Regions from separate parts of the Homo sapiens genome. Here region 1 is linked to region 2. Evidence: read pairs that join two places in POLR2A ChIA-PET (ENCODE). Cell type or tissue: Panc1. All regions are shown on one strand. Each heading gives the region's core, and the rest is flanking DNA. Links, peaks and the distances in the headings are about the cores only. Region 1 has its middle 14 kb from the start of PWWP2A. Region 2 has its middle 22 kb from the start of FABP6-AS1.

Evidence for each region. Peaks named below come from ENCODE experiments on the same cell type or tissue, not always from the same donor. Only the 100,000 strongest peaks of a DNase experiment are listed, where the experiment ranks them.
Region 1: POLR2A ChIA-PET joins it to region 2 with 12 read pairs; 4 of 35 experiments call an interaction of 5 or more read pairs at or near these places.

What each region holds. Positions count from the first base shown.
Region 1 is chr5:160,130,764-160,135,149 of GRCh38, forward strand. No RefSeq gene overlaps it. Among named protein-coding and RNA genes, the nearest start is that of PWWP2A, 14 kb to the left of the region's middle. In Panc1, for the core only: no CTCF peak of the experiment used is centred there; no DNase peak of the experiment used is centred there.
Region 2 is chr5:160,186,360-160,190,745 of GRCh38, forward strand. It overlaps a transcript of FABP6 not described here. Among named protein-coding and RNA genes, the nearest start is that of FABP6-AS1, 22 kb to the right of the region's middle. RefSeq lists a silencer at 2,119-2,218. In Panc1, for the core only: no CTCF peak of the experiment used is centred there; no DNase peak of the experiment used is centred there; H3K4me3 peaks cover 986 bases; H3K27ac peaks cover 1,129 bases.

The sequences.
Region 1 (4,386 bases), core at 213-4,212, 56 kb before region 2:
GCACCATTGCACTTCAGCCTGGGTGACAGAGCAAGACTCCATCTCAAAAATAAATAAATAAATACATAAATACATAAATAAATAAATAATCACAAAATTGCTGGGTCCAGTCGCTCACGCCTATAATCCTAGCATTTTGGGAGGATCGTTTGAGCCCAGGAGTTCAAGACCAGCCTGGGCAACATAGTGACTCCTCATCTCCCTCTTCTCTACAAAAAATTAAAAAATTAGCCAGGTGTGGTGGCATGTGCCTATAGTCCTAGCTACTTGGGAGCCTGAGTGGGGAGGATTGCTTGAGCCCGGGAGGTTGAGGCTGCAGTGAGCTGTGATCATGCCACTGCACTTCAGCCTGGGTGACAAAATAAAAGAATCACAAACCTGAGATCATTTTGATAGAATTGCTTCTCTGCCATCACAGTTATTCTCTGTCTCAGTTTCCCTATCTGTAATATGGGAATGATAAGTCATTTCTTTCTTTTTTTTTTTTTTTTTTGAGATGGAGTCTCACTCTGTCACCCAGGCTGGGTGATTCTCCTGCCTCAGCCTCCCTCCTAGCTGAGATTACAGGTGCCCGCCACCACACCCAGCTAATTTTTGTATTTTTAGTAGAGACGAGGTTTCACCATGTTGGCCAGGCTGGTCTCGAACTCCAGTACTCAGGTGATCTACCTGCCTCAGCCTCCCAAAGTGCTGGGATTACAGGCATGAGCCACCACACCTGGCCAATCTACTTCAAATACTTGCTGTGAAGTTTATGTTAAATTAGATCACACATGTGAGCCAGTAACTTTTCTCATTATCTTTTCCAAGGGTCTGGAGGCCTGCGTAGGAGTGTGGACATCACCTGGTTCAGCCAATGTAAATTCTGAGCCAGGAACTGGGGCCCAGGCACCAGTCTTAGCATTTACTTCATAGCCATTCACTCCCAAGCAGCTATTTCCATGTTTACCTCCAGTTGTTTCTTTGACTACATAGACAAACACAAACTGACCCGAATATTTAGTTCTAAGTTGCTTTGGTTCAATTTTATACCAAATTCCTATTCTCTACCTTATTTTTATTTGTTTAGTTTTAGAACAGCAGAGATTTTTTAGGAAGGTATGTGTGTACAGTTTTATACAGAAAAAACTCCTTGTAAGACCTGCCTTGTTCATCTCTGTACCTCTATTCCTAGTACAGTGCGTTGCATATGATAGGCCTTCAAAAAAATATTTGTAGGAGGGCTGGGCGCGGTGGCTCACGCCTGTAATCCCAGCACTTTGAGGCCAAGGTGGGCAGATCACCTGAGGTCAGGAGTTCAAGACCAGCCTGGCCAACATGGTGAAACCCCGTCTGTACTAAAGATACAAAAATTAGCCAGGTGTGGTGGCACATGCCTGTAATCCCAGCTACTCATGAGGCTGAGGCAGGAGAATTGCTTGAACCCAGGAGGTGGAGGTTGCAGTGAGCCAAGACTGCACCAGTGCACTCCAGCCTGGGTGTCAGAGTGAAACTGTGTCTCAAAAACAAAACAAAACAAAACAAAACAAAACAACAACAAAAAAAGCCGGGTGCAGTGGCTCAAGCCTGTAATCCCAGCACTTTGGGAGGCCGAGGTGGGTGGATCACCTGAGGTCAGGAATTCCAGCCCAACCTGGCCAACATAGTGAAAACCCATCTCTACTAAAAATACAAAAATGAGCTGGGTGTGGTGGAGCATTCCTGTACTCCTAGCTACTTGGGAGGCTGAGGCAGGAGAATCACTTGAACCCAGGAGGTGAAGGTTGCAGTGAGCTGAGATCACGCCATTGCACTCCAGCCTGGGCAACACAGCGAGACTCCGTCTCAAAATATACTTATATCTGTTTGTAGGCCCGGCACAGTGGCTCATGCCTGTAGTCCCAGCAACTTGGTAGACTGAGGTAGGAGAATTGCTTGAGCATGGGAGGTCGAGGCTGCAGGGAGCAGTGATTGCGCCAGTGCACTCCAGCCTTGGCTACAGAGTGAGACCCTGTCTCAAAATAAAAATAAATCATAGAATTTATAAACAAATGACCAAATAAGTAAACGGTTATTTCTAGGTGGTAGGGTTAATGGGGAGTTTCTTTTCTTTTTGGCCATCTACATGTCTCAATTATCCTAATTTTCTAAATTTTCTACAGTGAACATGTATTTCTTAGGGGGGAATCTTCGAATTGTTTTTTTGGCAAATAAACACATAAATAAGTGAATAAAATAGGGCCTGGTCGCCTTGTAATAGGAAGATCCCAAACGTGGGTTTTCTAGACAGGGTGTGCAGAAGAATAGGCGTAACTGGGTTCCCCAGGATCTGATGGGTTGGAGAGACAAGAGAGTTCCCATATGAGAAGCCAGAGCTCCACTAGCCTGGACATTTTGTTCTCCTTTGGGTCATGACACATTCTTTTCTGCCCTGGTATCTCTGCTGGGTGAAGGAGAAAAGCAAGTCCCAGGAGAGTCTTTCATGGACTTTAAATGATTCATAAGGCGCTTTCCTCCTCCAGCGTTGGCGAGGCCTGGGTCTTGGCTGTCTTTGTGGCGCTGCAACGGAGATGGTGCTGCTCCTACCCCCGCCCTCAGCCCCCGCCCACCCACTCCTGGCCTGGGAACCTTGAGAGGTAACCCCCTTCCGTATGAGCTGGTTCCTGTATTCAAATCCGAATTCCGCTCGGACTCAGCCCACTCCATCCAGCTCTGTGGATGCGGACTAGGAAGGGAACAGATGAAGCCAATTTAGTTGCCCTTTCTTTGTTCCCGTGACCTTGAGGCACTTAACTCAGCGGAGCTCGCGGTGCAGGGAGCCCGGCAGAGCTCTGGAATGAAAGGCAGGAGACCTTGGAGGGCTCTTGGAGCCTGCACTCTTTCGTTGTGCTTTGGTCACCATAGTGACTTCTGTCTGAAGCCTCAACCCTGCGGTTATTGCTCGATATTCATTCATAATAAGGCCACCCCTGAGTTTTCCGCCCACTGGGGGACCGAGTACCACGTGCATTGAAGTCACAAGGCGGAGGCGCCGGGGCCTTTAAACACTGTGTGTCAGGGAGGGTGGGGCGGGTCGACGCTGGGCACAGCTCAAGTGTCAGAACGCGGAGGAATTCACATTGTATCTGGTCCTCTTCCCTCAGTTTACAGAGAAGGGACTTGCCCAAGGTTTCTCAGCCCTTCCGAGGGACAGCAGGGACTAGAACAGGCACCCCCCGCCCCCGCCCCCCCCCCCCCGGTCTCCTGGCCTGTTGTTCACTGCATTCTATCACTCAGGGCCGTGCAGGGCCCATGGTCCTGGTCCAGGTTTTCTAATTTCTTGAACTCTTGGGCTAAGCACGGGGCTCACAGTTTCCATGATTGTCACTAAAGGTAATGGGAATTGATGGTAATCAGCTCATAAACCCTTAGTGAAAGGCCTAAACTAGAACTCCCTTAGCCAGTCAAAAGACTTCTAGTTCCGGTACAGATTTGCAAGTAAATTAGCTCATTTAATCCTCAAAATCACCCTGCAAGGTGACTATTATTATTCCTTTTTAAAGTGAGAAACCTGGGACTTCAACATGTGTTTGAATAGATCAACTTGGAGTCAGAAGTGAATATGAATCCTCACTCCAGCCCAGGGGACAGAGCGAGACTCCATCTCAAAAAATAAAAATGAAAAGAGGTGAATGTGAATCATGTGAATCCTAACTCTGCAATTTACTAATGATAAAGAATTGCCTAAGAACTCATTAATAAAGGCACTGCCTTCTGACTCAGGGAAATCAAGTCCTACCATTTCCTTGCTGTGTGACTTTGGACAGGATACTTGACTTCTCTGAGCCTGTTTTGCTCCAGATGTGAAAACAACATAACAATAGAACCTACTTCATAGGATCATTGTAAAGATTAAACAATGTGTGCAAATCACTTAGCACTGTGCCTGGCACTTCATAAGTAGATTCTATTATTTCAATATTTAAAAGTCAAAGACAAAAAGAGAAAGTCTGCATCCCACTCCAGACTCACCCAGAGCCCAAGGGCTTCCTTTTTGTCAGCCTAGGAACCAAGTGCTTGGAAAAAAGGACATTCCAAGGTGAGTAAAGTGAATTGGAAAGATTATTTTCATAGCTTGATTTTTGTTTTGTTTTTTGTTTTGTTTTGTTTTGTTTTGTTTTGTTTTCTTGAGACCAAGTCTCACTCAGTAGCCCAGGCTGGAGTGCAGTGGCGTGATCTCTGCTCACCGCAACCTCTGTCTCCCGGATTCAAGTGATTCTCCTGCCTCGGTCTCCAGAGTAGCTGGGATTACAGGCGCACGCCACTGCACCTGGCTAATTTTTTGCATTTTTAGTAAAGCGGGGGTTTCGCCATGTTGGCCAGGCTGGTCTTGAACTCCCGACATCAGGTAATCTGCCTTCCTTGGCC
Region 2 (4,386 bases), core at 204-4,203:
GGCGTGCTTATACTGATCCAAGCAAGCAGTAGGTCATAGCCTGTTCCTCTTCCTTATTCGGAGGTGTTTTTACCTTTCTCAGCATTCCACAGGTTGCTTCCTCCTTCCTTTGTTCTCCTCTGCCTTTGCCTCTTTCGGAAAGTTCTAAATGACTAGCCAATCGGGACAAGTATAGAATGTGAGGTACCCTTCCAGCCAACGGAAACTGGACACAGCAGTAGGGTGGATGCATCAGGTTATAAATGACCCTGTCTCCTTTGTTCGTGTGTGCTCTTGCGAGAATTACTGATAGTGATGGCACCCTTTCTGCAGAAAGTAAACTAGCCTTGCTGAGAGATCCTTTGTTTTTTATGACACCAAGCACCTGTTCCCAACACCAGTGAGGGCCACCTCCAAGAAGCTGGCAAAAGAGAGGAACAAGAAGAGTTGTGGGCAGGAAAGATTGATGTAATGAACCCACAGGTGGTAATGTGTTTGGAAGAAGGGAGGAGAAAGGGATTGCAAGAGCCAGGTGTGGTGGCTCACACCTGTAAGCTCAACACTCTGGGAGGCCGAGGAGGGCGGATCACTTGAGCTCAGGAGTTTGAGACCAGTCTGGGCAACATGGTGAGATCCCGTCTGTACCAAAAATACAAAAACTTAGCTGGGCCTGGTGGTGCCCATCGGTGGTCCCAGCTACTTGGGAGGTTGAGGTGGAAGTTAAGCTGGAGAGTGGGGCATTAGGGGGGTGGGGGTTGCAGTGAGCCGAGATTGGGCCACTGCACTCTAACCTGGGTGACATAGTGAAAAAAAAAAAAAGATTGCAAGAGAGTGAACTGACCTCCCAGGCCCTGATCTACAGGGTGTGTGAGAAAATTAAAAACAGGTGGCACCGGCCTGTAGTCCCAGCTACTCAGGAGAAAGAGGCGGGAGGATCGCTTGAGCCCAGGAGGCTGGGTAGAGCCTGCAGAGAGCTATGATTACACTACTGCACTCCAGGCTGGGTGACCCTGTTTCCAACAACAACAGCGACAACAAAACAGATTACTTTGAAGGGACTAGAAGGAGGACACAGGGTCCTGGAGGAAGGCAGCTGGCAAGTTACAGAGCAGAAAGGTGAAGGGACTGTCCAGGGAAGAGGGGAGGCTCCAGAAGTTATCCTTGAGGAACCAACAGCACGGGGTGGGGGTTGGGGGGGAGCTCATGGAAGGGTGGGGAAACTGGGGAAAGGGAAAACTCGAGTCAGATCAGGAGTAGAGCCCTGACTTGGGGGAACAAGGGTGCAGGTGATGGAAGCTGGGAGCTGTGGGAAGCTTGAGCCTGTAGTGCTGAAGGGTCTACCCATTCCATCAACAGTTCCTCTCCAGCAACTGTTCTGAGCTGCACCCTTAAAAATATTTGCTATTATTTATTTATTTATTTATTTATTTTTTGAGACAGTTTCGCTCTTGCTGCCCAGGCTGGAGTGCAATGGCGCTATCTCGGCTAACCACAACCTCCGCCTCCCGAGTTCAAGCGATTCTTCTGCCTCAGCCTCCCAAGTAGCTGGGATTACAGGCATGCACCACCATGCCAGGTTAATTTTGTATTTTTAGTAGAGGCAGGGTTTCTCCATGTTGGTCAGGCTGGTCTAGAACTCCCGACTTCAGGTGATCCACCCGCCTCGGCCTCCCAAAGTGTTGAGATTACAGACGTGAGCCACTGAGACCCCGGCCTGCTAATATTTTTTATTTCTCCAGGCTACAAGAGAGGGAATCTCCTGAATTCCTCTGGGGCAGCCCTCCCAATTCACCCGGGAGAAAAGCAGGCAGGGGCCGGGCTAGGATTCCAGAGGGGCGGGAAGCCCTGGTGGAATGGGGTAGCTGGAGCCAAGCACCCCAGGAATGCCCTCCCGGCCTCTCCTCCCGATTCCTTATCAGCTACAAGCTCGAGTTTCCTCAGCCACACGCGATCAAATGCTGCTTCAGAGCTCTAGGAAGCTGGGTGTGTCTTCTGTGCTTTGTAAAAAAGAAACGAAAAAAACATTAGCAAATCCCCAGCCCAGGTAGCCGGCTGGCTGAGGGCGGACTCTTGGAACTGGGCGGTGGGAGGTGGGGGACGGGGGAGGGATTGGGGGGCCCTTGCTCCAAAGCCAAAGAGCGGGAAACAGGAACTGCAGGGAGGCCACTCCGCAGGCGCCTCCCCTTTCCCGCTGGGGAGAGGCCGCCGCCGCGCGGCGCTCGGCCTGCACCGACCCTCCGGGGACCCCGCTAAACGGAGGAGACCCCAGGCCCGGAGGTGTCGCCCCTGGGCTGCGACCCCCGACTTTGGCCGGCTTCTCCCTGCGGAGAAGGAGGCAGCGCCGGGACCGGGCTGTTAGCCACGTGCTGGGTGGCCTTGGGCAGATTGCCTCCTGTCTCTGGGCCTCAGATTTTCTCATCTAAAAAGAGGGGGCTGGACTCATTTCTGCAAGGCCCCTCCCGGTTGGAGCGGTTCCCTGCAATTCCCTTCCTTCTCTGAACTTGAAACTCTTCCCTCCCCCATCCCCTTGGGGTGGCCCCTGGATTATCTGGGTGGTGCTTATCCAGTCTGCCGCCTTGAGAGAAAATGTTGCCCTGCAGCTGTGATTTACAGCAGGGCTCTGCACCCTTTTTCTTTTTTTGTTTTTCTTTATTTTCCCTCCTTCTTTCCTTTTTACATCTAGAGTACACACTTTATGCACCCTTTTCCTATAAAGGGTCAGAGAGTAAATACTTCGGGTTTTGCAGGCCACACTCTCTGTCACAGCTATTCAACTCCGTCATTGTAGCCAAGGCAGCCATGGATAAGACATAAACGAGTGGGCATGATGTGTTTCCATGAAGCTTTGTTTATTGCAGCTGACATTTGGATTCTCACAGGTCAAGAAATCGTATTTTACTTATTATTTATTTTTTTTCTGAGACAAGAGTTTCACTCTTGTTGCCCAGGCTGGAGTGCAATGGCAGGATATCGGTTCACTGCAACCTCCACTTCCCAGGTTCAAGTGATTCTCCTGCCTCAGCCTCCCTAGTAGCTGGGATTACAGGCGCCCACCACCACACCCGGCTAATTTTGTGTATTTTTAGTAGAGATGGGGTTTCACCATGTTGGCCAGGCTGGTCTCAAACTCCTGACCTCAGGTGATCCACCCACCTCAGTCTCCCAAAGTGTTGGAATTACAGGCATGAGCCACCGCGTCAGGCCAAGAAATTGTATTCTTCTTTTTATTTTTTTCAGCCTTTTAAACCTTGGCTGGGTGCAGTGGCTCATGTCTGTAATTCCAGCACTTTGGGAGGCTAAGGCAGGAGGATCTATTGAGCCCAGGAATTGGAGACCAGCCTGGGACAACGTAGAGAGACCCTATCTCTACAAAAAATTAAAACATTAAAAAAATTTTAAGATATACTACTGACATACCTCAGAGCATAGTTGTGGGAATGAAGTGAGAATACAGATGAAGCTATCGCATAAAGGATATTATTCTTTGGGAAGTTGTTGGTATGTATGCTCAGCAGAAGATGTGGACTTAGAGATTTGGATGGTGTCTTGCTGGCCATCCACTCCCAAAATTTCGTGAGCAAAGGCACTGTGTGTGCCCACTGTGCAATAGCTCATTTAATTATCTCAGGCATAGGAGATAAAAATGACATATTCCTACTTTACAGGAGCTCAGAGCCAAGGTTTGAACTGGCTGTATTAGATCTGCCTTCAGAGCCCCTACTCATCTTCCTCCTTTCTCTCTGAACAAACTTGCCTCTGAACAAACTTGGAGTTGCTTATCTATCCAGCAACAAGACCTTAAACAGAACGCTATTTTTCTGGACATCTATAACCTCTTTGGTCAAGGGACAAGAATTAACACCTTCTATGTGCAACTGTCATCGTGTCGTAGCTTTTTTATTTTTATTTTTGAGACGGAGTTTTGCTCTTGTTGCCCAGGCTGGAATGCAATGGTGAGATCTCGGCTCACCGCAACCTCCACCTCCCGGGTTCAAGTGATTCTCCTCCCTTAGCCTCCCGAGTAGCTGGGATTACAGGCATGCACCACCACGTCCAGCTAAGTTTGTATTTTTAGTGGAGACGAGGTTTCTCCATGTTGGTCAGGCTGGTCTCGAACTCCCGACCTCAGGCGATCTGCCCACCTTGGCCTCCCAAAGTGCTGGGATTACAGGTGTGAGCCACCACGCCCAGCCTGTGTCTCAGTTTTACAGAAGAGAAAACTGAGGCTTGAGATTAAAGTAAGGATTGAAATCTAGGCCTGCCTGACCCCAAAACTGAGCTCTTTCTACTGGGAATAGCTTCAGAGTAACCAGTTGCATGGGCCCTAAGTCTAGGAGCCCTTGAGAACTCCTCCCTTCCCTTAACCTATGTCCATTATACTGGCAAGTTGTTTTGATTCATCCATGA